7 separate regions of the Mus musculus genome follow, and all the other regions are linked to region 5. The links are chromatin loops, found by intact Hi-C in ENCODE. Cell type or tissue: heart. All regions are shown on one strand. Region 1 overlaps Clvs1 (clavesin 1). Region 2 overlaps Clvs1 (clavesin 1). Region 3 overlaps Clvs1 (clavesin 1). Region 4 overlaps Asph (aspartate-beta-hydroxylase). Region 5 overlaps Gm50597 (a long non-coding RNA gene). Region 6 overlaps Asph (aspartate-beta-hydroxylase). Region 7 holds the start of Asph (aspartate-beta-hydroxylase).

Region 1 (4,000 bases), 140 kb before region 5:
GAAAGGGATACACGCATGTTAAAAATTAGACTGAAATGTCATCATAGGATGTTGCTCCATCGCCATATGAAGAAGCCCCAAGCAGTTGGCAGTCCATAGCCAAAGTGGATCAGCTGTGTTTGGTAGGCATATCTCTGGGAGAGGAAGAGAGGAGGTGGAAATGCCTAACTACTTTGTCTCAAAGGAAAAAGGTGCTTCCCCAAATAGACTCCATGATTTGAGAAAAAATAATATAGAGGTGGATGAGCAATGAGGTTCCCCAATTTGGGATTAAATTACCCTCTTTACTCGGCTTTTTCAGGACATCTAAGTAATTGGGACTCTTCTTATGAATGTAGTTGGGACAACAATGGGCCCAGCAAGGATCAGAATGAAGAAAACCACCAGGTAAAAGTGGAATGGAGAAAGTTGCTCCAGAGTTGCATGAGAGGAAAGAAGAACTCAGACATCTTTTCCCTCAACTGACCTTGGAACTGCCTCAGAAATTAGAATGGTTTGTCTTTCATTGCAGTTAAAGGTCATTACTAATTACACCTGGCTGTACAAAATTTAAATAAGAGGATAACTGTGGTCCTTCATTTTTCAAGGGAGGCCCATTCACCATGTTAAGTGAAATAAGCCAGACACAGAAAAACTAAATATGGTTTCCCTCACATATAAGAGACAAAACACATTGACTTGGCAGAAGAGAATAGGAGTAGAGGCTGCAAGGGAAGGAAGAATGGAGAGTTGCGACAAGTGTCAGAACATCACTGGACTTGAGTACAAGCTCCATTATTCCAGAGCACCGTGGGTCAACCACAGCTTACAATGACTTAACAAATTAAGTCAAATTAAACAAAATCTTAACACCAGCAGAAAAGTAGGAAGGTTCTTAATGCAAGGAATTGATAATTAACCTTATTCGGTCACTGCACATTATATACATTCATTGAAAGTTCACACTGTGTCCCACAAATATGTGTAACTTTTATGTATCAATCAAGAATTTCACCAAAAGTAGCCCATTAATCAATCTCATAATGTCATAGATTATTGGGAACACAAGACTACTGAGATGTACCCCTGACTCACTGAATGAACAATAAAATCAGACCTGAGAAGCAATGACCTCAAATTGCTGGGATAAATGACCTGTCCCAAAGCAAATTTCACAACGACGTCTGTGGACAGCAGTACCACAGTAATAGAAAAATAAACATGTCACTAGCATATGTGTTCACATGGGCAATGGCTTTCATGGCAGCTTACTGTATCACCCTATAAATTACATCCATGTGTGCTTGCATACTATATAGCACCTAAAAAGAAGGAACGGAGGAAGAAAGAAAGGATGGGAAAAAGAGACGATGAAAGGCAAAAGTGGGGAGAAGGGAGAACGATGGGGAGGGAAAGAGGAAGAGGGAAGGAAGGAGGAAAATAAAGGGGAGAAATAAAGACAATGAAAAAAAGGAAGTGTGGGAAAATGTCAGCTGACTCCATTTTGAGAAGTTTGTTTATAAAGCCTGCAACTTGAGCCCCTCCATTCTCCCAGGCTCCACTGCTTTGTTCCTGTTTCTTCCAAATCTGTAAAATTCAGAGCATCAAGTAACCTATGCATGTGACACATATAAAGGTATGGACGTTTACGTAATAGTGTTTGAGCAATAATAGAGTCTGAATTGAGGCAATGCTATTTTAAGAAACAGAAATGGGCAAGGGATAGCCAGTTATCTGAATGATATCTAAGAATCAGAGATTCAGCTGTTAGTGCCCAGGACACAGAATACCTCACCCTGAAACATTCTTCCTCTAACAGAAGTCAAGCCGAACAAAAGCACCTGGGAAATTAGCCTACCACAAAAGGGCATTTTCCATTTGTCCTGACATAGAGCAAGTCTATAGAAAATAAACAACACAGGGTGACCTGATGGGGAAAACTAAGAGAAGGTGGGGGAATAATGAACTTATATCTGAATACATAAAGGTTTTTTATAGGGCAGTGTCTGACCAGCTGGTCTATACATCCAGGTGAAACTTCCTTTAAGCCAAGAAAAACTTGGATTAGAAATTGAGTCCAGTTTTCTCTAAAGAGACACAGCACTTGGGCAAATGAGGGTCACAGACTTGTGGTCATTCACACTATGGCCCCTCTCTTAAAGCTTCCTTCCCGGGAAATCTGGATGAGTAATAATTATCTAAACAATGACTATTTGGGGAAGGGTGTAAGAATGGAGGACCAGCTATCTCAATGACCCTGGGGGGTTTTCTGAGTTAATATATTTGTACAATTGCCATGCTTTTTATCTCTGTGCTGCGTGTCACCTCCTCTGCCTGAGTCACAGTGTCACAAGAGCAGAGAAGATCAAAGCCAGCCAGAGTCCATTTATGAAGGGTGGTTCAGCAGCAACAGAGTTTGTGAAGTCAGGGGCAGATTCTCAGAGATAACAGGGTGTTTCTAGTATCAAGCCCAAATATGTAGGCCGACATAACCAGTTCTCAGAGTACAAGACTTCATTCTCTGGGAAATGGACCTCTCAGCTATACATTCAGATTCTAAAATTCTGTACCCTTCCATAAACACATCCACAAAAAGGGCACTAGGCTATGGGGGGAAAAATCTTTCTTTTTGCCTTTAAATACATTTTTAAATAAGAAAGTTTTGTTTTTATCAATATGAAAAATAAACAGACCTAGCTAAGAAATGTGTGAAAGCCACAACAGTAGCACACTATAAAAATTAATAAGCTTGGCATATTTCAGACAGGGAAAAGAAGCACTGCTTCTGAGACAGGCGCCTGTAAATCTCGCTGAAGCAGCCCTGCTTTGAAATCTTACCAGCCTCAGGAAATTGCATTAAGTACAGGAAGACAGCGTCTTTGGATGCTTTGCATTCGGGGCCTGTGTTTCTGGTGAAGCAGCTCAAATTGGCCACACGTACACATTTTCCAACCTCCTGGTCTGGACCATTGTTTGCACACAGATAAGGGAGTTGTTTTTTTTTTTTTTTTTAATCTTTCCCAGAGTCTTGAGAGTCCCTGGTTGTTGTGCATATTGTCAGTCTAAGGACAGTAGCTATGTGACTAAATGCATAGGCTTTGCCAAATATTTTCATGCTTTAAGCTTAAAAAAGTGAGTAAAATTTAGAGACAAATAGAACTGAGCCTAAGTTCATATAATTAGTAACTATACGCAAACTTTTGTCATGACATGACTAGTCCTCATCCATAAAGATTATTGAGCATAAATTTTTGCACAAAGCTTTTTCCAGAACATATCTGTTTGTGAGTCTCTTTTCTTTTGGGTGGTGCCTCTAAAGAGAAGCAAGAACAAAACTAGCTTCAGTGTCCCTTCTCCAAGAGACAGATTAAATACACCAGGGTACTGTTGAGTGGGGTTTTCTATGCTTTAGCTTAAATATTCTTGTGACCAATGACCTAACAACATTTCTACTTAGATACCACGCATTGAGATTAAGATCCTGATTTTATGTTGACAAAAACAATAAAAAATATACAAAACAAAAACAGCAGCAAAAGAAACTACAATACTTTGCAGTTCGGTAAAATCAATTCAAAGAGTCCCTTTCCAGACACTTCTTTATGACAGGTGAAAGCACTTGTTTGCTGTACTTTGTTAGCTCTTATAAAGCAAACGATCCTGGTTAAATCAAATAGGTGCTGTGACCCAGGACTGGACCATCAGGTCCAAATTAATGGGCTATTTGAAAGATGTTCCAACTCCCCATCAGCTTTGATAGAAAATGATAGCACTGCAAAGCAGAGCCAGGCAAACCACGGTTACATAAAATGCCTTTTCAATTTCTGCACTCTATTACCCTTTACTATTTATAGGAAAATGGTGTTATCGCCTGATTACTGAGAAAGCACACAAAAATCTCGCCTCCCAAATCTGAGCCAGTCCTTGACTAGTAATGAACAAAGCCAGGCCATCTGCTCTGAATATCATTACCACTTTGGCCATTTGGGCAAGGGGTATATCTGTTCTTCTTCTAGGAGAG
Region 2 (4,000 bases), 150 kb before region 5:
TCTTATTTTACACATGAGCAATTCAGGGAACAGAGAAGGAAGTAACTTGTCCAAGGTTATTATAATCATAAACATTTTCATTATTTCCTCAGAGATCTGTTACCTCTTATTTCTTCATGACATCTTTGGGGATACATACAGACCAAACCTTAAAACGAAGTCAAACATCGTACTCTGGTTCACTTCTTTATGTGAACAGCACGACTCAGCGGTGCTCAGCGCACAGTGGTGCTCAGCACACAGTCCGTCCCAGCAGATGGAAGCCTCGGAACACTGGCAATTCAGCACAATGACATCAGCATGGCTATTCTCCAGAACCAAACTGTCTGGCTCCAGAGCCAAAATGTGAGTGTTCCATTCTTGGAAGTGGGACTGTTCCCTTCCCTGTAGATGCTGTGTCTATGTCCCCTGTGTCTCAGGAGTAATTGTTCAGTAGAGGGTAGCATCTAGCCGTTTATGTACTGCACCATTTATTGAACCCTGCACATGGGTCTTCACTGATGAAGACCTCATGTTCTCATCATGGTCTTAAGTGCCTCAAACTCACACCTCTACATGCTTGTTGATTAAATGATGGATGGATGGATGGATGGATGGATGGATGGATACAAAAATCCATCCATCATTCTTATCAGTGGAACAACATAAAGCAAGGCTTACCATGAACTGCAATGTGAACTTGATAAACATGATTTCTATTCCACATCGCTATTATCGGTTCAGGTACAGATCTGACTCAAGTCTAGGCTGATTGTGTGGAGACATTTGTGTACTTTTCCAGAGCCAGATGGTCCTGCCTTGATTTATCAACCAGGAAATAGCCAATGATTGTGAAACCTCCCTGGACTTCTGATATTCTTAGAAAAAACAGGGGCATGAGGCAACGGAAAGACAGACCAGAAGTTCTTTTAAATGGCATTGGTAAGGTTTTGGTATATTTTTCCATTATGTCTTCCTATGAACATAAAATTTTTATCCACGATATTGTTGTGAAAGTCCCAACCACAGTGGGCGTTCTAGCAAGTGGCTCCTTTCATTTTTCCCAATCAACATTGATAGTTGTGCTACCCAGCAAAGAGATAAACATGCAAAAGGCACCATCTTCCCTGATCTCATGACACACGGTGACGTTGCATAGCTGGGCTATGACAACTGGCTCTGAAGTCACATAACCAGGACACAACTTCCATTCTGGCTTCACTAGCTATGTGACAGTGAATCCAGATCTGTACCTTCTCATATTCTTGTACCATGAAGTATGAGAAATGGCAGTAACCTTTATAATTTGAAGGTATTGGGTGGCTAGATGAGATCATACAAATACCCAGTAGAAGATGTGGTAAGCAAACGCTGACACCATTGCATACGCCAGTAAGATTTTGCTGAAAGGACCCTCATATAGCTGTCTCTTGTGAGGCTACGCCGGTGCCTGGCAAACACAGAAATGGATGCTCACAGTCAGCTATTGGATGGAACACAGGGCCCCCAATGGAGGAGCTGGAGAAAGTACCCAAGGAGCTAAAGAGGTCTGCAACCCTATAGTTGGAACAACAATATGAACTAACCAGTACTCCCGGAGCTCATATCTCTAGCTGCATATGTAGCAGAAGTTGGCCTAGTTGGCCATTATTGGGAAGAGAGGCCCCTTGGTCTTGCCAACTTTATATGCCTCAGTACAGGGGAATGCCAGGGCCAAGAAGTGGGAGTGGGTGGGTAGGGGAGTGGGTAGGTAGGGTATGGGGGACTTTTGGGATAGTATTTGAAATGTAAATGAAGAAAATACCTAATGAAAATTTTAAAAATTGAAAATAAAAGAAAATGTGGTAAGCACCAAAAAGGTTATCTGATGAGCAGTGTGATCTTACATTTCTGTTATAATTGTTTTCACAAAACAATGTGAACGAAAACTTGATCGTTAGCCATGGGGGCAGTGAAGTGAAGATACTGGGAATGATTTTTAAAGGAAAAGGTGGAGGTGGGTGGAATTTGGGAAGAGGTCAGATAATGGGACCAATGCCAAAGATGATCCCATATTTTGGCATGAGGGACTAGGTAGAGAGATGAAGACAGATACATGGGTATGTAGAGTCTGGGGCTCTAAAAAGGACATTTATCAAGGGAGTTCATTTGTATGAAAAATCTGCCATACAAAAGAGGAGGATATTAAAGTTACAGAGAGCATCCACAAAACTTATTTTGTATGGAAACCAATCTAGAGAAGCTGGGGTTTTTGTACTGTTGTTGCTTAAGGAGATAATGTCAAAGAGAACAGATTGCCCTTTTGGAACATCAACTTTGGATTTATTAAAATAATTGACCCAATTTGATGAGTGAAATGCCTACTTCTAAAGTCCAGTGCAACTCAGAGGCTATAGTTCTCTTGTAGTTTTGCTTTTGGGTGACATTACATCAAGGTCCTAAAACCTCCTTGAGGGCATGTGGAATGAATTTTGACCTATGAAGCAATACAACCCCAGCATGCACTGATGATGCTATGTCAAAGCAAAGCCAAGTAAAGACACTATCTACATTTACCTACTCTGATCCCAATTGGCAGCAAACAGCAAGAGAATCTTCCTGCCATAGTGGTCACGATTTTCCAGCACTCCGGGGAATCCGTCGATCAAAGCCCTCTTAATCCCGGGATCATCTGCCTTAAAGTTTTTGAACATGTCCAGGTTCAGCTGGCGGTACTGAAAGTACTGGGCCAGGAGTCTGAAGGCATCGGCTTGGTGAAACTTCCTGGCTCGAAGAAATCGCAGAATGAAGGCATCATCTGTACGTAAAAACCCAATGTCTGGTCTGGTGATGATCATGTCTCTGACTTGTTGAATGTCCTGATGTAAAATATCTGGGTTTTCATTCAGTTCCAGACGAGCTTTTTCTATAGTGTCTGGACTGAGCCCAGCCTGCAAATGCGTCATCTTGGCCAAATCTCCTTCCCAAGTGCTTAAGCTCTGAGGTGAGGGAAGAACAGAAACTGGTCCCATTCACATGGAAGTGTGCTGAATCCGTGGCCCATTCGATGGCTCCCCTACAAGACTGCTCCCCAAACAGACGGGTACAGAGTCTTCTTTCTGTCCTTGGAGAACAGCAGGACATTCAGGCCCTATGTGGTGGTGGCCATCCAAAAGAGGAGGGAAACCGAAGCCATTGCTTACTGAAAAACAGATGCACACAGGAGAAACAAGAGAGAGAGAGAGATGAAGCAGAGAATATCCGGGCAAATTCATTGAAGTCTAGATAGAAGAGTTCATTGAAGTGTGGGTCTGATGAGCATATACCTTGCAACTAAGCACATATAATCCTTAGATAGGACATTTGGCCGTATTATTAACAACTTGAATAGTTAACATACAAATATTTGAAATACATTCACAAAAGTTTTAGTTACAGTGAGTGACTCCTTAAGATAATGGTCTGTAGTCAGATTAGCGATAGAGTGATTTTTATTAATGAATGGTTTTGTTGTTGATGATGCTAAAGCATGCTTATGTGGCTGTTCATGGGCCTAAATACAACAGAGATGTTATGGCTGCTATACAATTGATTGGTTCCCATTAGCCTCATTTCTCACACAAGTATCCCAGACATAAATATGTCTCTCACATTTTTTAAGGGCAGCCCTTCGCGGCTTGAGACTACTAAAGGTCACCCTAACCTAACCCTAAGGTGCCTAATTAATAGCAAGCGTGTTTCCACAGGCTAGGTTATGCCAGACAAGTTCAGGGCTGGAAGCTTGACCTTCAGGAAGGACATTTTGAGCCATGAGAAAGGTTTGCAGGCTCATGTGGAACTTGTGGTTTTGACTTCTTCCTGTCCTGCTAAGAAACCACAGGCACCCAAGGCTCTCAATCTGCTCTCTACCTCACCCATATGGACTTCTAAATCTGTCCATTTGCTATAAATTTTCTATTGTCCTCAGCTACTGTTTTACAAAGGAAAAGAAAAGAGTTTTGATTATCATCTCATTTCTCCTGGTAAATGATAAACAAAAGAA
Region 3 (4,000 bases), 200 kb before region 5:
CTTACAGTTAATTCCCCTTCGGTTTAAATGAAGACCAGGTTGAATAAGTAAAGACACAATATTGTGTCACATTGGCTCTTCTCACCCTTCCTAGAATTTCAGAAAAGGTCATGAACAGTGAGTGCATTTGCCCACTTACTTTAGCAGTCTGTCCACTGCATAATGAGTGCATCAGCCTTCTTATTCAATAGTTCATTGCACGATTAGTCAATGTCTTTTACGTCATATAAAACCGTTTTCCATACCATCCATTCTCACTATGGTTTTTCTTCACTTAACTGCTCCCTGATCCTCACTACCTTCCTACCAACCCAACTCCATGCCCTTTCTCCATCTCTATTTAAGAAAAAAACAGGAAAACAACAAAAACAAACCAAACAAACCAGAAGCTTTTAAAAAGGAAGAAGAAACATGCATACAGATGCACACACAGACACACCAAAAGAACAAACACTAAACCCATAAAACACAAGATCTGTTTTATGTAAACCATAACATACAAGTAAAAGCTACCTATAATACCCAAAAAGGCCCAAACCAAAGCAGTATGTGGTAAAACTGGAAAAACTCAATCTGTATAAAGGATCAGAAAACCTTTGGGCATGAAGGGTAACAAGGTCATTAAAGGATGTTTGGAGTTTGATGGATTCAGATTCGAGTCATGGTTGCTACTCTTGAGCTGTCTTACTTAGCTGCATCTCTGAGGAAAGATCACTCCACCCAATGCCCTAGCACATGAAAACAACATAGAGTGGCTGGCTCCAGCTTGGAAGATACTGGTGCTCTGACGACTTTTAATTTTGCATGAGGAAATATGGGATCAGACAGGAAGTATTAGTGGTTTACAATCTGCTTGGGGTAAGAAGAGTTCACTTCAGACTGAGTTTTCAGAAATACTTTAATCGGTCTAGGAAGAATGGGAAGGATTAGACACTGGACTTGAAAAGCCAAGGGCAGAAAGAGCTATATGAACAAGCATCCACTGAAAACATTGTTCTTTGTAACAACATAGTTCTGTGGAATGAGGCAAACACTTATTAAAAGTGAGCCAGAAGTGTGTTGAGATCCACCTGCATTCTGCCTTCTGGGACTGCTCCTTAGTGAGCGCATAAGGAGAAGGGCAATGCTGGCAGCTGGGCACATAGAGACCCAGATGGTCTGCTGGGGTTTGGATAGGAGCAGGGTCTAGAGACAAGCCTAGTTAGGAGGTGACTGCTACACAAGAACCACAGGAAATGGGAGATGTAAGAAACACCAAGACATGTTCCTGTCCAAAGGATGAACAGGGACAAAAAAAAATAATAATAATGGAGCAGAGACTGAAAGAAGAGCCATCTGGGGACTGCCCCACCTGGGGATCCATCTTGTCTGCAGACACCAAACCTGACGCTGTTGCTGTTGCCAAAAGGTGCTTGCTGACAGGAACATGGTGCAGCTGTTCCTTGGGAGGTTTGTCCAGCAATCAACCAATACAGATGTTGATGCTCTCAGCCAACTATCAGACTGAGCTCAGGGACCCCGGTGAGGGCGTTGGCAGAAAGACTGGAAGAGCTGAGGAGAATTGCAACCCCACAGGAAGAACAACATCAGCTGGCCAGACGACCCCTAACCAACGAGTGTACCTGGAGGGATATATATGTAGCAGAGGATGGCCTTGTCTGACATAAATGGGAGGGGAGGCCCTTGGTCCTGTGGAGGTTTGATGCCCCAGCGTAGGGGGATGCTAGAGCAGTGGGGCAGGAGAGGGTGGATGGGTGGGGAACAACACCCTCATAGAGGAAAAGGAGAAGGAGGAGAGGGCAGATATGGGATGGTAGGGGGGGGGGGGTGGTTGTGGCGGGGCAACCAGGAAGTGAGATATCATTTGAGATGTAAACAAATGTTACGATTAATTAAAATAAAATAAAATAAACCACCAAGACAGTCCTCAGGACTGTCCATGCAGAGGGATGCACGGCTGTACTGCCGAGGACGAGAGGGGCTCCAGAAGGCAGGAAGTGAGTAGAACGGCTGCAGCACACTATGGTACTTTAGCATTAATGTGACCAGGTGGCATTCCTGTCAGAGGAGATGAAAGCCACTGTAAGTCGGCACCGTCTTCAAGGGAAATGATTTATTGTACCATAAGCATCCGTGCCTGGCGAGCTGCTCCATGAGCTCTAGCGGAGTTGGAAGCCTTGTGTATTTCCCTCTAAGTCCTAAGCAATCACCAGTTCTCTCACATAGCGGAAGCTCAATAAATAATTGCTAGTGACGGAAGGAAGGCAAGGCGAGCAGCGTGCTCACGTATTTCAAGACACTGCAGACAGAGCCATCCCACGCGGGACTCATTCAATGCAGCAGCTGCATTCTCTTAGGTCACTGCCTTCCTTGCTTGTCACTGGTGCCTGATGCATGCCCTTCTATTGTTTTTCTGATCTTGGGTCAGATTAGCTGAGAGTGACGTGCTACTGAGCGCCAGGGGCACAAGCAGGAGAAAGGAAGCAGGCCTTTCTGGCGTGCATTGCTTGTTTTCTTTTTTACAAGTCTTTTTTTTTTTTTTTTCCTTTTCCTTAAGTCACTTGGCTGTTCTCAAACCTTTTTATTCAGGAGATCCTCTTACATCAGTCTCTCAGTAGCTCAGTGCCACCATACTTGGCTTGAGTTTGATTGTGATTAAAATGACTGTACTTACATTCTCACAAGGTTTGTGTGGGGGTGGACGAGGCCACTGAGGAACCAATACTATAGAACAGTTAATGCTTTGTACATTTTTATACACAAGAAGGCTGGTATGTCATAGTATTTTGTTTGACGAAAAAGAGCTAGTTCCCCCAAAGACCCCATCATGACACCTGAAATGAAACCAAGGATGGGGGTAACCTCACTCAGCAATATTCATTAAGCAGAGAGAATTAAAAAATAAATAAAAAATAAAAGCTTCCATGGAAGTGAGCATTCTATCCATTACTAACGTGGGATGAAACATTGATTTCATGCTTGTCTATTTTGGTAACTCCCTGGATGAGAAATATCATAAAAGTAAGAATTGGGAAGGATGTCAAGAATGCAAGCGAGCATTTAATATAGTTAAATAAGCACTGTGTTTAGTTCTTCTGCTCTGGCCACTCTGCCTCCAACTAGAGCTTCTCAAATGAAGACTTTCCTACATTTATTATCCAAAAGCACAGGGCCACTTTCCAAGTTCCTTGGACTTCCTGTATGATCGCTGTGAGTGATCTCACAGTAGAGAGTTCTGTCACTCTTTGTGTGTCTCTGTGTGTGTCTCTTTCTGTCTCTCTGACTCTGTCTCTCTCTCATACACACACACACCACCACCACCATCGCCACCACCACCACTAGCACCACCACCATCATGTTCACGAACTTCTTCACTGATATTCCACAAATCTTTACTGAGCTTTAGATAGACGGCTAATATCATATTCACCAGAGCAGAGTCACGAACATCACCGCCTGTGTAGGCACTGGTGGAATTCAGTGTGCATGCACAGATCTAGTACTGTGTTTATGGTCATTCCTTAAAGCAGCATACTCTTTTTCCTGAGTTGATCTGACTCAGAACCATAATGTCACTTTCGAGTTAAGAGACGTGATAACGAGAGAGAAAGCTTGTGAGGCCAAGACTTGTTAATGGTACCATGGTGCTTCGAGTAGTTCCACACTCTGAGATCCTTCCCTCTTGATGACACTTGGCAGTTGCTTGCAATCAGCAATCAGGAAATAGCTTCTCAAGTAACCAATTCTAAAAATAGTGTGCAAGGCAACTCAAGTTAAATAGTACACTAGAAAAATGACCTATAATACAGACTGTCATGGAAGGCACACCAGTAATGAGCTGAGAGTATATTGTATCCCGTCTCAGTATTTTAATTGATTCAGAAAGTTGCCTACTGAAAACAAAATCTCCACAGTTTTGTCCTCAGTAAAGAGATCAATACATTCTGGAAGAGTCACAAGATCCAAAAATCAAGAGAAACTCAGGCTCTAAAATCAGTTG
Region 4 (4,000 bases), 320 kb before region 5:
GCTCCCTGGGAATCACTCTTCCTAGTTCACAAGAAATGTAAGTTAATGAATGGAATGATTATGTTTTTTAAATATGCCAAAATCTTTGGTTTCATTACACCAATCAAAATATCCTGGAAAATGTCACTTTGTGCAATGGAGATTTTTGTATTTAATTTGAATTACATGTAGACTTTTAAATAGCTTCCAGATTCTCTGGTGCTCAAATAACTGCAAGAGCCTTTTGTCATTGGTATCCAAGATATATTTTCAGTCTTTGAAAATGAAATCAGATTTCATAAGGAGTGACATCAAGTATACTCTTGGTAATCTATTGTCTTATCCATACTTCTTGTTTTCTTCCCATGTCTGTTTCATAATTTTCACTATGAAGTTGAATGTCTACCATATCTTCTTATCAAGTCTGCAGGTGGAATCAAGTATAAATGTGCTAAGTTCAGACGTACCCCAATGCTTACTATGATAATAGCTCTACCTGCAGTAGTTCAACCTTATGGTTGTGAAGAATGAAGCCCGTTTACTAGAAACTGAACTTGTAATTGTTACTTTCTTCTTGGGTCAGCAGTATGTGTTAACACCTTCTAGTGATGCCAGAACTTAGCAGCACAGCTTCTGTCAGCCACTCCATCACTTGAACCACCAGCCAAGTTGCTACTGGGTGCTACGTCACTAGAATTTGTTGGATATTGGTTTCTGATAAGTAATGTTAGCAATTCCACACATTAGTGTTCAGTATGCTTTGCATTAGATGATCTTGCCCAACTATAGGCTAATGTCAACATTCAGAACATGTATCCCATAGGCTGGCTGGCATATTCAGACTGGATAGTGTATTGTATACATCAGCAATGCCTGGGGCTTTTGATTCATGATGGATTTATCAGGGCATAACTCATCCTTAATAAAGAATTATCAGTAACTTGCCCCAGATCACACAAGTGTCAAATGCCAGAATGAAATGCTATGTTCGGCTCCCTTTAAAGGACTTAGTGTCCTGCTGTGTCCTGATACTTTTTTATACTCTTTTCTCTCCTGTGTCCCTGTTGACTTTCCTCTTTTTCCTTCTTTATTTAATCATGGTTAAATACATATCATAAAGTAAAATATGTTAACCATTTTAAAACACATAGTTGGTTAGCATTCACTCACACTGTTACAGCCATTGCCACCACCTAGGTCCAGAATAGTCCAGTCTGGATGGGTGAGTACTAAGTCTATACTGCTTCCCCATCTAAGCCTGACAGCTTCCACTTCTCTTTAGTCTCTGATCTTGACTACTCCAGGACCTTACACAAGCAGAACCACAGAGAGTCTGGTCTTTAGTGACTACCTTGATTCACTTAGCATAATGCCCTTTAGAGACTTGTTGGGCTGGGGAGATGGCTCCCTGGATAAAAGTCCTTGTGGTCACATCTTTTAGGAGGACACCTGACGCAGCATCTAAATAATTTCACTTCCAGCTCAGTCGATTTGTTGAAGATCCGTTTTGTGGAAAAAATGAGTCTTACATCCAGTGACCAGAAAACCAGACTAGGTGTTTCCTAAGTTGTATTCTATCTTAGGAAAGCAGACAGATTGGAAATTAATCTTGTTTATATTCTTAGCTTCATCTGCTATGTAAGTGGGTTATACATGGAATATCTTAAATCAGTACTGCAAAGGACCCTACAGGGCCTCCAGCAGAACCTTAGGAGAGAGCTGTTTGAGAACCAAGCTCTAGAATGGTAGTCTAAATGAAGCACTAGGAGAGAAACCTGCAGGTGGTGGCTGTGTAGTGCTTTTTTTAACCCACCAAAGGTTGTGGGCAGAGTTAGTGCTCCTGTCTGTATACAGAGATATTAGCGAGAAGATACATCTTAAGTGATACTAATGTGCTAAATGCTGTTAACTTTTAAAAGAAACTTTTACTGGGACTTTTTTTTTTTAATATTAAAATTCCACAAAGTTTTAAAATTTTATATTGTACCTTAGCAAAGACTTACAGTATAGCAGGAGCGATGCTAGCTGGTTACCATATTATCACCAGGACTTGTTTCTTGAGAACATGATTGATGCCATTTTACATACTACACACTGCAGGCCCTGGCACTGTGGCCATCTGGCTCACATGGTCTTTGTGCTTTATCTTCAGCTGGGTCCCTGGCCTCTAGCCACTAGAGGGCAGTGCTATGCTCCACACCTCTGTAACAATGAGAAATATTTTTAGGAGTTTCCAAATGTAGGGGTGTTAGTCTCCTATCTGATTTAGGATTGGTAAAAATCCTTTCCCAATCTGTTGGTGGTCTTTTTGTCTTATTGACAGTGTCTTTTGCCTTACAGAAGCTTTGCAATTTTATGAGGTCCCATTTGTCGATTCTCGATCTTACAGCACAAGCCATTGCTGTTCTATTCAGGAATTTTTCCCCTGTGCCCATATCTTTGAGGCTTTTCCCCACTTTCTCCTCTATAAGTTTCAGTGTCTCTGGTTTTATGTGGAGTTCCTTGATCCACTTAGATTTGACCTTAGTACAAGGAGATAGGAATGGATCAATTTACATTCTTCTACATGATAACCACCAGTTGTGCCAGCACCATTTGTTGCAAATGCTGTCTTTTTCCACTGGATGGTTTTAGCTCCCTTGTCAAAGATCAAGTGACCATAGGTGTGTGGGTTCATTTTTGGATCTTCAATTCCATTCCATTTGTCTACTTGTCTATCGCTATATCAGTGCCATGCAGTTTTTATCACAATTGCTCTGTAGTACAGCTTTAGGTCAGGCATGGTGATTCCTTTTATCTTTGAGAAGAGTTTTTGCTATCTTAGGTTTTTTGTTATTCCAGATGAATTTGCAGATTTCTCTTTCTAATTTGTTGAAGAATTGAGTTGGAATTTTGATGGGGATTGCATTGAATCTGTAGATTGCTTTTGGCAAGATAGCATTTTTACTATATTGATCCTGCCCATCCATGAGCATGGGAGATCTTTCCATCTTGAGACTATGCCGGGGCCTAGCAAACACAGAAGTGGATGCTCACAGTCAGCTATTGGTTGGATCACAGGGCCCCCAGTGGAGGAGCTAGAGAAAGTACCCAAGGACCTAAAGGGGTCTGCAACCCTATAGGTGGAACAACAATATGAACTAACCAGTACCCCCCAGAGCTCATGTCTCTAGCTGCATATGTATCAGAAGATGGCCTAGTTGGCCATCAGTGGAAAGAGAGGCCCATTGGTCTTGCAAACTTTATATGCCTCAATACAGGGGAACGCCAGGGCCAAGAAGTGGGAGTGGGTGGGTAGGGGAGTGGGTGGGTAGGGGAGTGGGTGGGGGAGGGTATGGGGGACTTTTGGGATAGCATTGGAAATGTAAATGAAGAAAATACCTAATTAAAATAAAACAAACAAACAAACAAAAAACAAATGTAGGGTGGATTTAGGGGAGGCAAAGTCACTCCAGAGAAGAATAACTAGCATACTGGAGAGATCTAACCATAACATTTCTAAATTAATAAACTGATAAAACTAACTAATATTTTTTAAAAGGTCAATCTCTCTTCTCTATTAACCACCTACTGGCCCCTTCCCTCTACTGCATGCCTCTATCTTGCATTCAGCAAATGTGTTGCTTAGTGGTGTTATACAGTTCCTCTGAATATAGGGAATAGAGTGCCCCCTTTGTTGTCAAAGGTTTACAAAGGACAGAAACTTAGAGTGGGCACCAAATGACAGAATAGGCATTTATTACCATGCAAAATCAAACATGAAAAGGAAACTAAGAAAAGAACAAACCAAAAATAAAGAAAAGGGGGGAACCAACTAACTCCCCTCTTTTTAAATACCTTAAACAGAGAGAGAGTCATTTTCTTGATCTTAGAGTTATCAGAGAAATTGAACAATGTCAGTGGCTGTAAGGAACAAACTACAGGATAGATAAAAGGAAAAGACAGCAAGTGCCCGAAAAGAGACAATGCCCCCACTCAGAGCAGCAAAGTCACAAGGAACAAAATGTGGGAACAACTCAAA
Region 5 (4,000 bases):
CTATGCCCTTACATCAGCAGCTGACTTCCACCCTTACTGTGGAGGGAAGGCAAGGATCGAGTAGATGGTTTAGTTTGGATTGGTTTGGTTTAAATTATCAAATCAGATGTGGAGAGAAGTGAACAAAATCTCATTTACTCCTGATACTATGTACAAACAGAAAAACAAAGATAAAAATGTCAGTCCGTGTTCACACAACCTGGGGCTTCACAAGAGGTTTGCAAATGTGGGTAGTGGCTAGCTAACATATACCCATTACTACACGCTATGAGGGTGTGGGGAGGAAAAGAGAATGTGGTGTGTGTGTGTGTGTGTGTGTGTGTGTGTGTGTGTGTCAACATCTACTATATAAATAAATGCAGAAATAAAATAGTAAAAAAAAAAAGCCAGAAATATGTTTGATGCCTTTATTGATCGCACTGACCTTTCTTAAGTAATAAATATCCAAGCGAGGTCAAGGCTCTCTTGGTGTCAATGTCTCAGTGAGATCACTTTACTGAATCAAAGGGAGAGACCAAGGAGGAAAGGAGAGGAAAAGGAGGGGCTAATGGAGAATGGGGCTCACACTATGCAGGACCCAAAGGGGGCAGATGCTTTGGGTCCATTTTATGTCAGATGCATCTGTACCCACCTGGAACAGGTATTATTGTTAGTCCCATCTGGATGAGTTCAAATGAACTCAAACCGAGCACAAGTCTGGATTGTTTCCCTCAGTAACACAGAGGGCAGCACCTGGCTCAACAGATAATGATCTCATTCTGCCACTAGCCCCTTCATATGAATATTATAACAGAAATATTCTTGAGCTGTTTTGACTCAAAGGGGGAAAAAAAAAACAGGGTGAATATTTCGTAAATACAGGTTGGGCTGCTAGATGAGTTGCAAACATTTGCTTCGACTGTATCTATCCAGCAAAATGCATCGCTTCTCACAGGGTCATGTAACACGCAGCTGCCTGCCCAAATCGCCCAGCTATAGGCATGACTATTACACAAGAGGGCTTTCATTTACACAGGCCCAGGAGCGATCGGATAGAGGAAAGAATCAATACCGTCTGTAGAGAAATAAATCGCACTGGAAACGGGGAAGCAGGGGCTGTTTGTGTGGCAGCCAGGAATCCTCTACCAAAGACGCCATGATTTAATCTGCTGAAGAGCTTCCGGGGAAGGCTGGGGCCCACCCTTCCCTGCAGCTCTGCTTGGAGACCCTCTCAGGTTCCTGCAAAGCGCCCTTTTGACAGCCTGAGCTCAGAGTGGACTTCGCTGCCACCAAAGCCACTAGGTGAAAATCACAAAACAAAAACAAAAACAAAAACAAAAACAAAAACAAAAACAAAAACAAAACCCTGCTCGGCATCACTGCTGGTGCTTCTGAAAGCAGTATGAAAGAGATTCCTGCGACCAGCGAGCTTGCCCGCAGCCCTCACTTCACCACCTTCAGCTCCTTTCATTATTCTGTGAGCTGACTTGCCTTCTGCCTGGCCACACACAGCCTTGCTGGAGATGTGCCTGCTTCCTCGGTATTGCTATCCAGGACAATTGCATCCTTGGCCTGCGTCACAGGTCCCAGATCCCAGCCCCTCGGCCCTGAAGGCTCAGCCTTGGCCTGCCCTGCACCCCTGCCCCTGATGACGGCGCCCCCACGTGTGATTCTTGAGGATTTGGTGGTAAATGAGTTCACTGTCTCCTGCATTTTCACAAAATCCTTCTGAAGCTGGAAGAATGTGTCATCGACTGATAAAAATGCTAAATGACAACTCATTTTCATTTTGCAGAACAGAATTGTTTAATATTTCATTTCTATCACCTGCTCATTTTAGGGCAGCCCACACATGACAGGAAGGGCTCCCCGGAGAATTGCTTAAAAGGTTAAAGCTTCCGACAAGCAGCCATCCTGAGGCTCTGCTTCCCGGCGGTCGCGCGCCCAAGTCCGCCTTCGTTGATGTCTCAATGCTGCCCTCTGCTGGCGAGTGGAGCACCGGCATAGCCTGGAAATGAGACACTGAGAAGCCACAGGAGCCCAGCGGGGCTGTGAGAAGCGTGGAACACATGAAGTTTTCTACCTCCTCCAAGGGCATCCCGACCTCTTCTGAGGGTCTTTCAACTGCTCTTTCGCCAGCATGGATTCCTCTGCCAATTTTCAAGTTGTCTGCACACCAATAATGGCGAGAAGCCATGTGTCCAAAGGCTTTCCTCCCTGAAGGACTGATGGATGTTGAAGATGCCTGACAAGGTCAAATGAGGTCAAGTTGAAAAGAGCGACAGTGCATAGGGTGGACAGGTCGGATCTGAGGATAAAATACAAACGTATGCCACCAGCCACAAGCCCCATAAAATCCTCACAATGGGAACCCAATCCCTCTACTCAGCTAGCCCAACCCACATCACTCCAGCAGTCTTTCTTTTCCAGGTTTCAATTATCTGTCCTCACCCACGTTCTGAAAATGTTACGTGGAAAGTTCCATACATAAGTAAGTTGTACGTTTTGTATTGAATGCTATTCTAAGTGGGGCAATGACACTTCACAGTATCCAGTCCCTTCCTATCTGGAATGAGAATCGAACCTTTGTTCTCTGTATCCACACTATATAGGCTACCTTCCCGTTACTCACGTGACCCTCAGCTCGCTTATTGAGGTATCACAAAGTTTGTGCTCAGTAAACCAAATTTACTTGTACAACAACCCCTTCGAGCAAGACAGGCAATGCTAGGAATTTAGGCGTGCCAAAGACAAGTTGGAAAGTGCTTTTGATAAATGGGAAGGTGCTATAATAATAAGCTTAATAAGAAAAGAACAAAACGTCTAGTAACATTGTTAAGATCTACACTTTCAGAAAGACATTTAGAAAACAAGAGAAAATGACTATTAACGTTTGTTGTAATTTTCTGTCTTACTGCTCTCGTTAACCTTTTCCTGAACCTTGTTGTAGGTTAATTTATAGATTTAACTTACTAATTTATAAGTTAAATTTTGACCTAGGTGTGTATATGTAGAAATATATTAAATATACCTAAGGATATATGTATCAGTAGGATGAATAGTTTCAGGCTTCCTCTGAGGGTCTTAGAATGTGCCCTTCATGATTAAAGGGTATACTATCTTCTCTCTGCCTCCACTGGAGCTGGCCTGGGGGAAGGTCTCAGCAACCCTCCCTCTCCATTCCATGTCCAATCATAGCCACATCTGGTAGCTGCCAGGCATCCCAGCCTTCAGTCCTGGCTTTCTCAGGCCCATCCTCCACATTATGGCAAAGAGATCTGCGTTGAACAAGTGAACTAACAGGCTGTTCTTATTATGACATTGAAGAAAGCCTTATACGTTCAACTAAACCCGGCTATTCAGTGAGTGCTTTTAAGGATTCCTCATAAACTGATTAAAATTACCAGGTGTCAACGGAGTATGGTGGTACACGTCTGTAATCCCAGAGCTTGGGTAGTAGAGGCCTGAAACTACTCAAGGTTGACACAATTTCATAGCAACTTAGAGGCCAGCCTGGGCTAGTTGTAGACCTGTCTAACAAAGAAGAAGACGGCAATTACAAGTGAAAATTTTGCCTCTGAGTTATATGAGGTCAGCCTCACCGTAAACACTCTCCAAACTCTACAAACCAGGTATTTTTCTGTTCTCGTGCCTTGTTTTGTTTTGTTTCATTTTGCTTCTGTAAGGTTTCAAGTTGTAGCCCTGGCTGTCCTGGAACCTAGTCTGTATTTCAGGCTGGCCTTGAACTCATGAAGATCTATCTATATCTGCATCCCAATGGCTGGGATTAAAGACTTGAGCCACCACACTCTTGATCTCTGTTGCTGTGATAAAGCACCAAGACCAAAAAAACTGATGAAAGAAAGGATTTATTTTGGCTTATATAGTTCCAGAGGGATATGAGTTCTTCATGGTGGAGAGGCATGGCTGCAAGTGGCTAGCATTCTGGATAGATGACATTTTCAACCATGAGCACAGACCAGAGAAAGCAAACTGTAAGTGGGGCAAGGCTATAAATACT
Region 6 (4,000 bases), 390 kb before region 5:
TCTGTCTTATACTAAACATGCCCTGGCCCCTCTTCTAAAGTTCCCCAATTGTCTTGACTAGACTGCTAATTTCCCCATTCTGCACCCGCCATGCATCAACCTGCTGTTTCTATGCACAACACTTTTGTTTGTATTTGTCAAATGAGAAAAGATCTCACCCTGAGCTATTGAACTAGGGTGACACATAGGTAGAATGGTCTTGCCCTCTGAAAAGAGCTGTTAAATGAATTAATTAATGGGTGAAGTGAATGAGTCGCTGGACACACAAATTGAAGAACAGACCATAGATCAGAGTCCTGTATGTCTAATGTTCCCAAATGTTATTATGTCTGTCCCCATCAGCCCTATTGTTGTGATTGTATAGTCCTCTTCCTCGTCTGTAACTTAGCAGCAGACTTTTCTTCCTGTTATTGAAACAACAGTTGTCCTGCTTTCTTTTGTTTGTATCATTTGATAAAGAAAAGGTCAATTGTCTTTTTAAAAAGCATGTCTAAAAGATCACTGTCATTGGATCTCTGGGGGAAATGACAGGCATTGAGGTAATGGCATATTGATCCATCTGGGGGCCACCTCTAGTGTGAAGATGACTTGGCAGAGAAGCAGAGAAGCAATGAGGTTCTGCGCAGGGCCATCGAGACCTACCAGGAGGCAGCCGACCTGCCTGATGCCCCTACAGACCTGGTGAAGCTGAGCTTGAAGCGAAGGTCGGAACGGCAGCAGTTTCTAGGTGAGAAGCTGAGCTTGGTGATGGGGGAACATGCCTGCCTTCAGTGGCAGCCACATGGTGCCTTCTCAAAGTCAAGGTGCCTGAGAAGAAGCCTGCCTTTTGCCTTGTCTGACTTAAACACAACTTCTCTTTATTTAACCAATCTTAGCCTCAGTAATTGTGTGCACCCTCATGTGTGTGTATGTGTTCGGTTGTGTATGGGTGTGTCTGTCTGTTCACACACAAGTGCACTCATACGTGTACAGAAGCAAACATCTATGAATGTCTAGGCCAGAGGAAAACCTAGATGCCATTTCTCCTTATTTTTAAAGACAGGATCTTCACTGGCCTGGAGCACTTCACATAGCCTACACCGGCTGACTTTCTAGTCCCAAAGCTCCGAGTCGCTGCCTCGCAAGCACTGGGATTACATGCCTGCGCCAGCATATGTGGCCTTTATGCTTGGTTTCTGGGTATCACATGTCTTCATGCTCACAAGGCTGGCCTGCCTTCCAGTCATTGAGCTTTTCTCAGGCAAGCATATAAGCTCACAGCTCCTGAGGAAGACACTCAGTGTTGTCTTCTAGTCTCTGTTCACACACCCACACATGCATATAAACGCATACAAAGTCACTGTGGATTTTTACATTAATTTTGGGAGGGTTTTTTTTTTTTGAGAATTTGTTAAAATAATTATTCAACTTAGAGTTAAACGGATTGTCTTTGGTTCCCTCTTAATTTTTATACCAAAAGATTCTCTTGCCTCCCAGCCCGAGATCAAGGTCTCTTGATCTTGTGAAGATGTCTCACCTTCCACAGAAATCCTTTAGTTTTCAGTATAGTCTCTTCCGCTGAGGTGAGAATGAGACAGGGTAACGTGAGAAGGCTCTGAGGCAACTGGACAGGGATCCTGAAATTGCAGAGTTATGGAGTTTCCTCACAGTATAACAGGGGATCCAGACAAGGTGTGGAGGAACAGCAGCAGGTGTCTGCAGGAGGTACCTGCACCATTGGCACCATTGCTGTCTGCACCAGAGAGGGAAGCACTGCCTGGGAAAACCACTCGGAGTCCTGACTGGAATAGCATTACCCAGCAATGCGACACAGACCCTGGAGTGAACGGGCCAGATTTGCTTATGTTAGCTAAGCAGTAGCTGTGTTCCCTGGCTGAACTGCACCTGCCTCCTCATAGTCCCCTTTGTAGGCATTAATCCCTGCACGGTAGGTTTTTCTCTTATTTATTTATTTATTTATTTATTTATTTATTTATTTATTGCAAATGCTAGTCTTCTTAGCACAGCCCCGCCCCCATTTGCAGTTTGTGTTTCCAATTTGCAATTGTGACAATGAGCAGTGACAGTGGGCCCAGACTCTTTCTGTCTAAGCCTCCAAGTGAACAGCAGCTGGGCTTTCCTGAGCCATGTAGTGCACCATAGCCTGTTGTCCACCAGAGGCTCCCATAGTACTGGAAAATGTCTCCTCTGCTCGGTCTCTGCCTCCTCTGTTAGAGAAGGCATGCACAATGAAGCTGGTGCCATGGCCCTCGGTGCCCATACTGACAGCTCGACCCAAACTCAGGCTTTCTATTATCTATACTCCATCTAAAATTTCAAAGCTAATAAAACAAAATTGTTTCACCTGAATTGGTAACATACATTTATATTCTCAAGAACATAAGATAAAAAAAATGTAAATGTGAATTGACTCAGAAAATACTATGTCTTTACAATTTATGATTGATCTCGTATTTAGTATCTACATAGAACAATTACAGATAGCATTATAGCTATGCTACTCAGGACTTACTGATCTGTTCATAGAGGATGTCAGATGTAAGTTGTTCTTCAGGATCTGCTAAATCCTCTCTTGTGGTCTGTATTCATAATACTTTTAATCCTATTTTCCAACACTAGGTCACATGAGAGGTTCTCTACTTACCCTCCAGAGACTAGTTCAACTGTTCCCTAGTGATACTACCTTAAAAAACGACCTTGGCGTAGGATACCTCTTGTTGGGAGACAACGACAGTGCCAAGAAGGTTTACGAAGAGGTAAGCACTGGTGTATTTTGAGCCGCACTGAGTTATCTGTAGACAACTCTTAAGTGCTGATTGAAAATGACATGTAACATACACTGTGTTCTGTCCTCTTTATCTTGAATGAAACAGCATGTACGTGATTATGGCTAACAATCTGGATTTAACTCTCCCGTTACTTTCTCTGCCCTTCACTCCCTGTTGGAGCCCGAAAGTCACATCTAGCACAGGCTGGCTTCAAACTCATGGTAATCTTTCACCTTCAGCCTTTCAACTGCCACCATGACCAATTTTCCTTACTTTGTTTTTCTTTAGTGGCATGCCTCTATTGTACAGAGCAATGGGTCCCATAAAGACTATTAAGTATATTGACCATATTCACCCCTATATCTTGATTGGAACGATTTAAATTTTAATTAATTTCTATTTGAGCTTCATTTTTATCAGTCTGTATTGACAACTTTTTAAGGGTTTTTGTTGTGATAGGAAAAAGAATGAAGTCAATAAATGTAAATAATATACTATTTTCAAGTGTTGCAGTATGAGACTCTCAGGCAAAAGTAGTAGATTATACCATTGATATTCCCATATTCTGGCTGAGATGGCTTTCAAAGGATTTCTGCTTTATAGTGGACATTTTAATAGATAAGCTCTAAGTCACAAAGCCTAGAAACTGGTTCCTTTAGGCAACAAGGGAGTTTATTTGGCGTAAAGCAAACAATATGTCGAATGCACTTTGAAGCAGGAAAAAGCTAACCCCTCTGTAAAACAAAGACAGACGAGGGTCCTCGTTCTTTGACTTGAGCCTCTGGATCAGTGGCTTCCAAGCTGCCGACTTTACATTAAATGCTACTTCAGTGAGCTAGGATGTGTCACAGAAGGGTCTCTTCTGTGTTGGAAACATCGTCAACAGTAGCAGCTTCCCCCTCAGCCTGCTCACAAAGAGGCACTTGACTCTGTTGCTCTTGGTGCTTAACTGTAATGTCATTGAATTTTGAAGCTATTGTCTTTCTACCTTTGTCATAACTTTGATTGTTTTTGGGAGATCAGAAGTTTGGCCTTGGCTTTTTATGACATCATTAATACATGCATGGTGGACTGAGACTACAGCATTGCAAATGTGTATTGTATAGAAAAGACCTGCACTAGGCTATAACGTAGTCCCTGTGGGACAGGGTGTCAGCTAACATACCCAGTGGCTCCTGTCCTGCAGGGTTTGGTTAAAAGAAACATTATGTGTCATAGTGATTTAGGATCAG
Region 7 (4,000 bases), 530 kb before region 5:
GTCCTGTTGGGGGTACTTAATCTTTCTCTCTCTGCAGCATCATTTTTTCTAATAAGCCCCCTGCTTAAGATCTATATTAAAGCCTACTTTTAATAAAATCTCCAACGTGGTTTCTTATTGGATCACCGTGAAACTCTTTTCTGTAGGGCAGCCACAAATCCTGGTTTTGCTTGAATGAAGGTTTCTTAAGGAAAGGGGAACTAACTCTTCAGATTCCTGGAAGAATGGAGTGGAGATGTGACTATGTCCTATTGCTAGCAATACCAGACTTAGTTTCTGGACTGAAGGAACAAAGCCTCACTTTTCCTTGGAGACAGCTGTTCAAAAATGTAAAATCTAACTTCCCTAAACTGTGACCTATGAAAAGTGTCCACACTCAGGCCTCAGTCTGTCTTTGCAGGGAGGGTGTAGATGATCCCAGAAGCCTCTGCTGCAGGAGAGTGGCGTCAAGTAAGATATTCTCAACTGAACGGTAGATTTTTTCTAGGAAGGATAATTTGGAAGTAATTCTGCATGCAGTCTGAGTTCACATCCCCTCTCTATCACCAACTCTGGGACATTCATTACTTTAGCATTGCTGTGACTAAAATACTCAAAGGAAATCACTTAAGAGTGGAAAGGTTTACTAAGGCTCAGAGTTCCAGAGAGACTTTAATCTGTCGTGGCCAGGGAAGGCATAACATTAGCCCCCACTGTCAGAGGCAATGTGAACCCATGGCAGCAGGAGAGCAGGGCCTGGACTAATAAAATAACCCTCAAAGGTCTGCTCCTAGTGGCCTCTTTGGGCAGCCAGGTCATACTTCCTGAGGATTCCTCAGCTCCCCAAACCAGCACCACCAACTGGGAATAAGGGTTGTCTTAGTCAGGGTTTCTATTTCTGCACAAAACCTCATGCCCAAGAAACAAGTTGGGGGTGGGGGGAGGAAGGATTTATGCAGCTTAGACTTTCACACTGCTGGTTCCTCACCAAAGGAAGTCAGGACTGGAACTCAAGCAGGTCAGAAAGCAGGAGCTGATGCAGAGGCCATGGAGGGATGTTACTTACTGGCTTGTTTCCCCTGGCTTGCTCAACTTGCTCTCTTATAGAACCAAGACTACCAGCCCAGAGATGCCACCACCCACAATGGGCTGGGCCCTTCCCTCTTGATCACTAACTGAGAAAATGCCTTACAGCTGGATCTCATGGAGGAACTTCCCCAACTGAAGCTCCTTTCTCTGTGATGACTCCAGCTTGTGCCACGTTGACACACAAAATCAGCCAGCACAAGGGATTAAAACATTTGTGGAAGCTAGTTAAGATTGAACCTTTAAAGCATCAACTCTATAATAGTGTTTTGTGAGTAATTAAAATTTTTTATCTTGGGGATGGAGAGTTATTTATCTATTGTAGTTTAGATATCAGCACCTTCCATTAAGTGATATGGATCAGATTTGCCTCTCTGCCTCCCCCCATTCCCATCATTGTTTCCTGCTGAAAGAATGTCCTTTGTGGGCAAGAAGTTGTGTTCAAAAGAGAGGACTCCTGGGTGCCGAGGAGGCTCAGAGATAAAGAAATGCAGTAAGAATGGACGGCAGCACCCACCTTCATGGCTGTGTGAAAACGATGCCCTCTTTTTCCCTGTTCTGTGAGGCTCTTGGGTTCCACTTTTTTCCCCGGGCGGTACCCAGTATTCACAGCTGACAAGGCAGAGGCCAGTGGACCCTAATGATGGTCAGTGGTGGTTGAGGAAACTGCAGTCTCAGAAGGGGTCGTCCCACAGCAGTGGCTCACTCTGGGTCTTCTACAAGGGGCTGCTTCCAAGAACTCCTGGAAGATCTCGACATTGACAGCAATGTATTAAATCACCACATACTTCATGTTTTTTTGTTACCCACAGACACCATGTGGGCAATTGGTAACAAATGATCATGGTCTCTGCTGGACCTTGGCTGGTTCATCCAGCTGTTGCCATTTTTCTTTTGAATATTCAGTTCTCAATCCCGACGCAGTACACTGCATAAGCATAGGAGATCAATGGCTGGGGACATGAAGAAATTCTAGGTATTAGTGTGATGAGAGTGTTGTGCATGGTTAAGAAAATAGGGTTTTTGAGTCATGTTAACATTTTAATGTCTTAACTAAAGGTTCTCCAAAACTACTGATGGCACAAATCCTTATTTTTGACACTGGAAGGCTCAACAATCACAGTGTACTGGCGGAACTGTGGCAAATCCTTTTCAAAGAGAGGGCTTGCACCCTTGGTCGTACTTAGGCACCGGAACCAAATTCCCAAGAAGCCAAGAGGTGGTGCGCAGCTCTCGGGCACCGCCCTCATACCCGCCCCATCCCGTTGGAGCCAGAACACCAACGCTCGCGAGAGTCCTGCCGGCTTCCACGTTTGCCACGTTCCAGAGGATCCAGGCAGACTAGAAAGCCACAAGCCGCTGGGGCTTTGCAGTCACTGCGCAGCAAAAGACAAGCTTTGGCCTGAGGAGGGCAGGCGCGCGTAGCCTGCCCCGCCCCCTGCCAGCGGTCCTCGGGATTGGCTCGTGTTGGCGTCTTTCAGATCTGGTGGGTGGGCAGAGGCTGGCGTGGGCGGGGCCGAGGCCGGGGGGAGCTGAGCGCTCTTGGCAGCCTAAGGAGTCGCAGGCTGGGCGCACGCGAGGCTAACCGCGCGGCTGCACGCTGGTGCAAGTCGTCCGAGGCGCAGCGAGCGCAGTGGACGCTAAGGCGCTGCTACAGGAGTCTCGAAGCCCCGGTGTCCCTAGTGCACTCAGCAAGGCCCCGGTTCTCTGCAGTCCCCGGAGCAGCTCGCGATGGCCCCGCGCAAGAACGCCAAGGGCGGCGGCGGCAACAGCAGCAGCAGCGGCAGCGGCAGCGGCTCGGGCAGCGGTAGCCCGAGCACGGGTAGCAGCGGTAGCAGCAGTAGCCCCGGGGCTCGGAGAGGTCAGAGTCCCCGCAGGCCAGGCCCTGGCTGCGGGCGGGAGCCGGGTGGGCGCTGCAGGTCTGGTCTGATCCTACGTCCGCCGCTCCTCTCCATCCTTAGCGAGGCTCCTGTGTGCGCGGGGCGAGGCCGCGCTCACCGGGCGGGGAGGCGGAGGAGCAGAGTCGGCCGGAGGGGGACCCCTAGCACCAGCCTGCCCGAGCATTGGCCGGCCCTTTCTTGCCTTTCCTGATGGAAGCTGGGTGTAGAGGGCCCTTTATCTTTTTGCAGTTTTCGGGGCGCTTGACCCTGAGCCAAAGTCAGAGAAAGTAAGTTTCAGCCTGGCCAGCAGCGTTGAGGAGCGGCTTGGAGGAGTGTATTCAAGGGCCGGGATGAGACTTGATGCTTCGTTCTTGCAAATTATTTTAAGGAGTTTTGTTTAGTTTTCTTAATATGTATTGCGTTTGCCTTTTAAAATACAAAGGGACATCATAAAGTACTATAGGGATTTTCTCTGTGCCTCCTTTTTCTTTTCTCAATAAAATAAAATAAAATCATAACCCCCCCCCCCCCAAAAAAAAAACCCAACCAAACAAAAAACCCAAAACCCACAAACAAAAAACCCTACTGGTTATTCACCTTTCTTCTCCATGTGCTTAGCCAGCAGAGTGGAGAACAGATGTTTTAAATCTGTTTCGTGTCAGATTTCACCGGTTCTCGGTTTCTCTTATATTTCCTTTGACTCATATTTAGAATATTGGAACTGGAACACACATGTGTATTGAATGTGAGCTCTCAATATCACTGGAAATGATTTAGATTCTATGCTTTGGTCTATGGGCAGCTCATTATTATATGTCATATATAGATTGGATGATTATGGTTTTATTAGTATATGTCAGGACGATAGATGAGCCAACTATGGTTTTTCTTCATAGCACTTGCTGTCTTCATGTATATTCTGTCTTCATGTATTGTCTTTGTTTCACTCTCTTCTATTCCCCATTATCAACTAGAATAGTTCGTTTCCTTAATAGCTGTGCAATAAATATTTGATTAGAAAATGAATGAATAAATGTAAATGGGGAAAGTTAGGC

What was found. A loop is a pair of places that touch in the nucleus more often than their neighbours do. Peaks named below come from ENCODE experiments on the same cell type or tissue, not always from the same donor. Only the 100,000 strongest peaks of a DNase experiment are listed, where the experiment ranks them.
Region 1: it touches region 5 in a loop (2.6-fold over the local background); 9 of 42 quality-filtered maps call a loop at or near these places.
Region 2: it touches region 5 in a loop (2.4-fold over the local background); 5 of 42 quality-filtered maps call a loop at or near these places.
Region 3: a loop joins it to region 5, with 2.1 times the contacts of the local background. A loop is called at or near these places in 3 of 42 quality-filtered maps.
Region 4: a loop joins it to region 5, with 10 times the contacts of the local background. A loop is called at or near these places in 31 of 42 quality-filtered maps.
Region 6: it touches region 5 in a loop (7-fold over the local background); 34 of 42 quality-filtered maps call a loop at or near these places.
Region 7: a loop joins it to region 5, with 4 times the contacts of the local background. A loop is called at or near these places in 13 of 42 quality-filtered maps.

The regions. Positions count from the first base shown.
Region 1 is chr4:9,270,349-9,274,348 of GRCm38, reverse strand. All of the region lies in intron 1 of Clvs1 (clavesin 1), which reads right to left. Among named protein-coding and RNA genes, the nearest start is that of Clvs1, 3.0 kb to the right of the region's middle. In heart, no CTCF peak of the experiment used is centred here; no DNase peak of the experiment used is centred here.
Region 2 is chr4:9,280,548-9,284,547 of GRCm38, reverse strand. It overlaps Clvs1 (clavesin 1), which reads right to left. Exons shown (of 6, transcript NM_028940.2): 2 at 2,536-3,160. The coding sequence starts at 2,990. Gm11816 (a long non-coding RNA gene) reads left to right here. Exons shown (of 3, transcript XR_881109.3): 3 at 93-4,000. Among named protein-coding and RNA genes, the nearest start is that of Gm11816, 4.8 kb to the left of the region's middle. In heart, no CTCF peak of the experiment used is centred here; no DNase peak of the experiment used is centred here.
Region 3 is chr4:9,335,942-9,339,941 of GRCm38, reverse strand. The region is part of intron 2 of Clvs1 (clavesin 1); the gene reads right to left. Among named protein-coding and RNA genes, the nearest start is that of Gm11816, 51 kb to the right of the region's middle. In heart, no CTCF peak of the experiment used is centred here; no DNase peak of the experiment used is centred here; H3K4me3 peaks cover 303 bases; H3K27ac peaks cover 1,806 bases.
Region 4 is chr4:9,454,713-9,458,712 of GRCm38, reverse strand. All of the region lies in intron 23 of Asph (aspartate-beta-hydroxylase), which reads left to right. Among named protein-coding and RNA genes, the nearest start is that of Gm11816, 170 kb to the right of the region's middle. In heart, a CTCF peak has its summit at 2,148 (motif pointing right); a DNase peak (open chromatin) is centred at 2,142.
Region 5 is chr4:9,133,934-9,137,933 of GRCm38, reverse strand. It overlaps Gm50597 (a long non-coding RNA gene), which reads right to left. Exons shown (of 2, transcript XR_001784233.1): 2 at 1,761-2,224. Gm34288 (a long non-coding RNA gene) reads left to right here. Exons shown (of 4, transcript XR_881105.2): 2 at 2,410-2,470. Among named protein-coding and RNA genes, the nearest start is that of Gm34288, 6.7 kb to the left of the region's middle. In heart, a CTCF peak has its summit at 1,972 (motif pointing left); a DNase peak (open chromatin) is centred at 1,953; H3K4me3 peaks cover 804 bases; H3K27ac peaks cover 1,550 bases.
Region 6 is chr4:9,528,642-9,532,641 of GRCm38, reverse strand. Asph (aspartate-beta-hydroxylase) reads left to right here. Exons shown (of 24, transcript NM_023066.3): 16 at 577-727; 17 at 2,620-2,756. Among named protein-coding and RNA genes, the nearest start is that of Asph, 140 kb to the left of the region's middle. In heart, a CTCF peak has its summit at 2,153; no DNase peak of the experiment used is centred here.
Region 7 is chr4:9,667,707-9,671,706 of GRCm38, reverse strand. It overlaps Asph (aspartate-beta-hydroxylase), which reads left to right and starts at 2,545. Exons shown (of 24, transcript NM_023066.3): 1 at 2,545-2,926. The coding sequence starts at 2,797. In heart, a CTCF peak has its summit at 2,461 (motif pointing right); a DNase peak (open chromatin) is centred at 2,466; H3K4me3 peaks cover 2,143 bases; H3K27ac peaks cover 1,795 bases.